2 separate regions of the Homo sapiens genome follow, and region 2 is linked to region 1. Evidence: chromatin loops called from intact Hi-C (ENCODE). Cell type or tissue: ovary. All regions are shown on one strand. Links, peaks and the distances in the headings refer to the core of each region. The heading gives the core; the rest is flanking DNA.

What was found. Peaks named below come from ENCODE experiments on the same cell type or tissue, not always from the same donor. Only the 100,000 strongest peaks of a DNase experiment are listed, where the experiment ranks them.
Region 2: it touches region 1 in a loop (1.9-fold over the local background); 5 of 110 quality-filtered maps call a loop at or near these places.

What each region holds. Positions count from the first base shown.
Region 1 is chr16:69,860,432-69,863,340 of GRCh38, forward strand. All of the region lies in intron 6 of WWP2 (WW domain containing E3 ubiquitin protein ligase 2), which reads left to right. Among named protein-coding and RNA genes, the nearest start is that of MIR140, 71 kb to the right of the region's middle. In ovary, for the core only: no CTCF peak of the experiment used is centred there; a DNase peak (open chromatin) is centred at 1,409; H3K4me3 peaks cover 464 bases; H3K27ac peaks cover 1,129 bases.
Region 2 is chr16:69,813,539-69,816,447 of GRCh38, forward strand. The region is part of intron 4 of WWP2 (WW domain containing E3 ubiquitin protein ligase 2); the gene reads left to right. Among named protein-coding and RNA genes, the nearest start is that of WWP2, 53 kb to the left of the region's middle. In ovary, for the core only: no CTCF peak of the experiment used is centred there; no DNase peak of the experiment used is centred there; H3K27ac peaks cover 1,111 bases.

The DNA of each region.
Region 1 (2,909 bases), core at 204-2,703:
GCCATAAAGGGAACAATTAGGATGTTATGAGAGAATGAAAGGAAATTTACTGTAGCCTGGGAGATGAGGGACATTTGGACTGAGATTTGGCCTAGGAATTTGGCCACCTGGGTGGAAAGTCCAGGAAGAGAATGCCGGGCAAGTAGATCAGCAAAGGGTCTGACTCTCCCTTGGTAGGGGTCTAGAGAGGTATTTTGAGGGATGTCCATTGAACATATTCTTTTTGGAGCCTGCCTCCGTCCTGCTGAATTCCTGCCTTGTGATTTGTCGTGTCAGAACACTTAGAAATAATGCTCTACCCAGCTCATGCCTCTAATCCCAACACTTTGGGAGGCCGAGGCTGGAGGATTGCTTGAGGCCAGGAGTTTGAGACCAGCCAGGACAACATAGCAAGACTCGATCTCTAGTTAAAAAAAAAAAAAGGAAAGAAAGAACACTCTAATATACTGTAGTCCCCCATTCATTCAAGGTCCTGTGTAGTCCTTTCTGGTCTGGAGCTATAGTAAAAGGAGGCAGTGAGTGGGCCAGATTCAAACAGGGAATGATGCCAGTAGCGAGAAAGTGAAGAGGCTTTTCTGGCGCACCTGTACAGGTTGTGCTCTGCATTCCTTGGGGGCCAGCCCCATGGAGATTCCTCCTGTGCACAGTGGAGGTTGATGGGGATGCTCATCTCCTAAGCGGCAACAGTGTCCTATGCACTCATAATTCAGGGTCAGGGGATCTCAGGTCATAGGACAAATCACAGGCTGCTGTCTCTGTTCAGGGTACCTCAAGCCATCAATGGCCACGTTGAGCAGGTGAACACTTCCCCTCTGAACTCTCTAGCTCTCTTTGAAGTTTGGGAGGGCATTTGAGCACTCTTCTCAGCTAAGCCCAACATACGGCCTGGAAGTAGATTGGACAAGTCACCATTTACTATACCTTCTCTCTCAAGGTGAGTTTTTTTAGTCTAATGAAATTGCCACCTTTGAGAAGGTTGCTCTGTACTCTAGGGTGCGCAAAAGGAAATTGTTTGTCTTCCGGAAGTCTTTCTGTAATTTAGAATGGACTTGGCAGCGATTTTATTTTTACCTTCCCTGTCATTTGTGAGGCTGGCAGTCCAGAGGTAGGGTGTGGAATGGAGCCGTAAATTGCGCTTGCAGTGACCAGAAGGGGCCCATTTTAACTCTAATTGTGCCTTTCCCGGTTCACTTCTCCTTTTACCCGCCCTCTCCTTTTTTTTTTTTTTTCTAATCCACATTTGAGTGGGGAGGAAGAATTGAGGGGGGTGCAGGTGGGAGTAGGTTTATTTATTGGCGCTTCTCTGGGTGGTGGACACTGTTTCTTTTCCCATTACGGCTTCCTTTTTTATTTTTTCATGCTTCTATTTTAAGTGCCTGTTTCTTTCTGGTTCTGTCTTGCTGGAAACTGGCCCAGCTCCACTGAATTTTTTTTTCCATGCAGCTATTAAAAGACAATGACCAGTTAAGAGTGTGCTCAGAGGAAGGACAGACTTGAGGTGGGGAGCCCTCTTGGTTCTAGTAATCCTAGGCAAATACCGCTTACCCGGATTGGAATGTGAGAGGAGTTTTATTAGGTAATTTTACTTTTTGTGCCTGTTTTATAGGAGGAAAATCAATAATCAGGTTGTTTTGTTTTGTTTGTTTGTTTTGAGACAGACTTTCGCTCTTGTTGCCCCGGCTGGAGTGCAATGGTGTGATCTCGGCACACTGCAACCTCAGCCTCCAGGGTTCAAGTGATTCTCTTGCCTCAGCCTCCTGAGTAGCTGGGATTACAGGCATTCGCCACCATGCCCGGCTAATTTTGTATTTTTAGTAGACACGGGATTTCTCCATGTTGGTCAGACAGGTCTGGAAGTCCCGACCTCAGGTGATCCACTCACCTCGGCCTCCCAAAGTGCTGGGATTACAGGCGTGAGCTACCGCGCCTGGCCCTTGTTTTGTTTTTTTGAGATGGAGTCTCGCTGTGTCACCTAGGCTGGAGCGCAGCAGCAGGATCTCTCTCAGCTCACTGCAGCCTCCATTCCCCAGGCTGGTCTCGAACTCCTGACCTCAGGCAATCCAACCACCTCGGCCTTCCAAAGTGCTGGGATTACAGGCATGAGCCACCATGCCTGGCCAGTAATCAGTTTTTATACCTTGAAACTTCTCTTTTGCTGAACTTGAATACCAGTGGGCCTGAATCTGGGGTCAATGAACCTCCCTTTCATATTCTGGGCCTCTTTTACCAAGATAGAAAAGTATGCTTGGAACCTGGTATCCAGCCAGCCATGAATTCTTTTTTTTTTTTTTTTTTTTTTTTTTGGAAACAGGGTCTCTTGCTCTATTGCCCAGGATAGAGTGTAGTGGTGTGAGTGTGATCACAGCTCACTGCGGCCTCGACCTCCCCAGCTCAAATGATTCTCCCACCTCAGCCTCCCGCATAGCTGGGATCACAGGCACTTGCCACTATACCTGGCTAATTTAAAATAATTTTTTATGGAGACGAGGTCTCCCTGTGCTGCCAGGCTGGGTTTGCACTCTTGGGCTCAAGCAGTCCTCCGCCCTTGGCCTCCTAAAGTGCTGGGATTACAGGTGTGAGCCGCCACCCCCGGCCTAGCCATGAATTCTCGGCATTTGGGAGAGATATGTCCCTAGTCTTTATAGAATCCTACATGTATTAATTTAGAAATGTTTGTAGGGTCTTGAATTTTGCCTGAATCACATTCCCATCCACATTCTTGCTGTTTTTTTGACCATACCCTCACGCCATACCTGCCTTCTACAACTTTTGCTCACTTTTACATTTTCTCCACAAATGGCTTTTTTAAATTATTAAGTTACTATAATTTACAAACAGTAAAATTTACCCTTACTAGTGTATAGTTCTGTAAGTTTTGACAAAAGCATACAGCCAGGTAGTCACTATCA
Region 2 (2,909 bases), core at 226-2,725, 47 kb before region 1:
CGCAATCTCAGCTTCCTGGGTTCAAGCGATCCCCCCACCTCAGCCTCCAGAGTAGCTGGGACTACAGGTGTGTGCTGGCTAAATTTTTTATTTTTATTTTTTGTATTTTTGTAGAGACAGGGTTTCACCATGTTGCCCAAGGCTGGTCTTAAACTTTTGGGCTCTAGTGATCCTCCCACGTTGGCGTCCCAAAGTGCTGTGGGATTACAGCTGTGAGCCACTGTGCCTGGCCTCTGGTGTTGATTTCATGCTAAAATGATCTCTGGCTTGGCCAGTGGCTGCCTCTTCAAGCTTGCTGCTGTATCTTTTCACATGTCCCCATCATATATTTTTGTCCCAACATAATCCAATATAGGTAAAATTTACTATGTGATAAAGATGGCATTTAAAATCAGAAGAGAAAGGCAAACAAGTGGCATTAAGATCATCAGCTAACCCAGTGGTTTTTGAAGTGTGATCCTGAGGCCAGTGGCACAAGCATCTCCAGGAAATATGTCAGACACCTAAATTCTCAGGCCAACAAGCCCTTGGGATTCGGGGACACACTTGTTTGAGAACCAGTAAGCTAAACCACTTGAGGGAAAATAAAGTCAGGTACCTTGCATACCAAATGTGGGGTCGTTTGTTTGTTTGTTTGTTTTTGACAAGGTCTTGCTCTGTCGTCTAGGCTGCAGTGCAGTGGTGTGATCATAGGTAACTGTAGCCTCGAACTCCTGGGCTCAAGCGATCCTCTTGCCTCAGCCTCCAGAGTTGCTGGAACTACAGGCATGCGGTCCTGTGCCTGGCTACTGAACCTGTATATTAAACACTATGAATTTGTACTGAAGCCACCAATCCAATTCCAACTCAGCTCCACAGGGCTCTTCCTAACCTTCCTCCACTCTCATGAGAACCCTGGCACTCAACACTATTTATAAATATTTACAAATTCCTTCACATCTGTAATGCACAGAAGGCGATTTGAGAATTCCTGTACCCACACCACCATGAAAGGTGAAGTTGATTTTGAAAAGCTCCGTACTTTATGCTGTCCATGTTCTGTGTGTGTTTCTTCTCTTTCCTCGTGTGTCTACCAGATTCAAAAAGAGAAAGAAAAAGAAAACAACCTCCTATTTATTTAAAAATCTTTTAAGCAGAGGGTTATTACAGCACTTTACATTCCAAGAACAGACAGGCCAGTCATGAGCGGTGGGCCTCCTCCCTTATTGCTCCGTGAGGATGGAGTGTTCTGGTGGATGGGCCGTGGGTCTTGAGCAGCTGTACCTGACAGACAGTGTACCCATTTATTTTAAAGTAAACACAGCACTGTTTTTCCAGTTTTTCAGCTGGAAGATAAATAAAACTACTGAACCTTGGAACTTGAGTCAGTGGGAGAAGAGAAGAAATTTTTAAAAAGTTGCTCTTCAGTTAAAAACAACTTTAAATTTATTTTTATTATTAGTTTTTTAAAAATATTTATTTATTTATTTTTATTTTTTTGAGATGGAGTCTCACTCCTCTGTCATTCAGGCTGGGGTGTAGTGGGACGATCTTGGCTCACTGCAACCTTCGCTTCCTGGGTTCAAGCGATTCTCCTGCCTCAGACTCCTGAGTAGCTGAGATTACAGGCATGAGCCACCATGCCTGGCTAATTTTTGTATTTTTAGTAGAGACAGGGTTTCACCATGTTGGCCAGGCTAGTCTCAAACTCCTGATCTCAGGTGATCAGGCCATCTTGGCCTCCCAAAGTGCTGGGATTACGGGCGTGAGCCACCTCACCCGGCCTAATTTTTATTGTTAGTTTTTTAGAGGCAAGGACCTACTCTGTCACTCAGGCTAGGGTACAGTGGCTCGAGCATAGCTCACTGTAACCTTGAACTCCTGGCCCTAGGCCATAGATCATTCACTGAGCTATGATCATGGCACTGTATTCTAGCCTGGGTGACAGAGTGAGACCCTGTCTCTTTAAAAAAAAAAAAAAAGGAGAGGGGCAGGGGCTGGGCACGGTGCCTGTAATCTCAGCACTTTGGGAGGCTGAGGTGGGTGGATCACAAGGTCAGGAGTTTGAGACCAGCGTGGCCAATGTGGTGAAACCCCCGTCTCTACTAAAAATACACAAATTAGCCGGGTGTGGTGGCGGGTCCCTGTAGTCCCAGCTGCTTGGGAGGCTGAGGCAGGAGAATTGCTTGAACCTGAGAGGCGGAGGTTGCAGTGAGCCGAGATCGCCCCATTGCACTCCAGCCTGGGCGACAGAACAAGACTCCGTCTCGAAAAAAAAAAAAAAAAGGCAATGGAATCATACATACTGTATATTATGGCCTCAACACATGTTCCCAATTTCCTTTCTCTGCTTTATTTTCTTTCTGAGTAGCTAAGACTACAGGCGTGTGCCACCATACCAGGCTAATTTTTAAATTTCTTGTAGAGTCAGGGTCTTACTATGTTGCCCAGGCTGGCAATTTTAAACTTAAATTGGATAAATTACTCACCATTCTTCAGCTGAGGAGGCAGCAAGGGACAAAAGTAAAAGACAGCTACAGACCCTGGTGCCTTCAACAGGCTTCATGGTAGAAACTGCTAACCCAGTCCTGCATACCCAGTTAGTTTTTTCAACCTGGTAAACCACTATTTCAATCTTGTGGAATGATTACAATAATACTAGATTCTGAGAGTTTTTCTCTTGCTCCCTAAATTGAACATTATTATTAATATTTTGTATGACTGTAAAAGGTGTGTAAAATTTCATATCATGTATATTTTACCACAATTAAAAATAATTACTTAGCCCAGTGCAGTGGCTCACGCTTGTAATTTCAGCACTTTGGAGACTGAGGTGAGAGGATGACTTGAAGCCAGGAGTGCAAGACCAGCGTGGGCAACATAACGAGACCCACCGCTCTATTAAAAAAAAATCTATATCTATAACTATA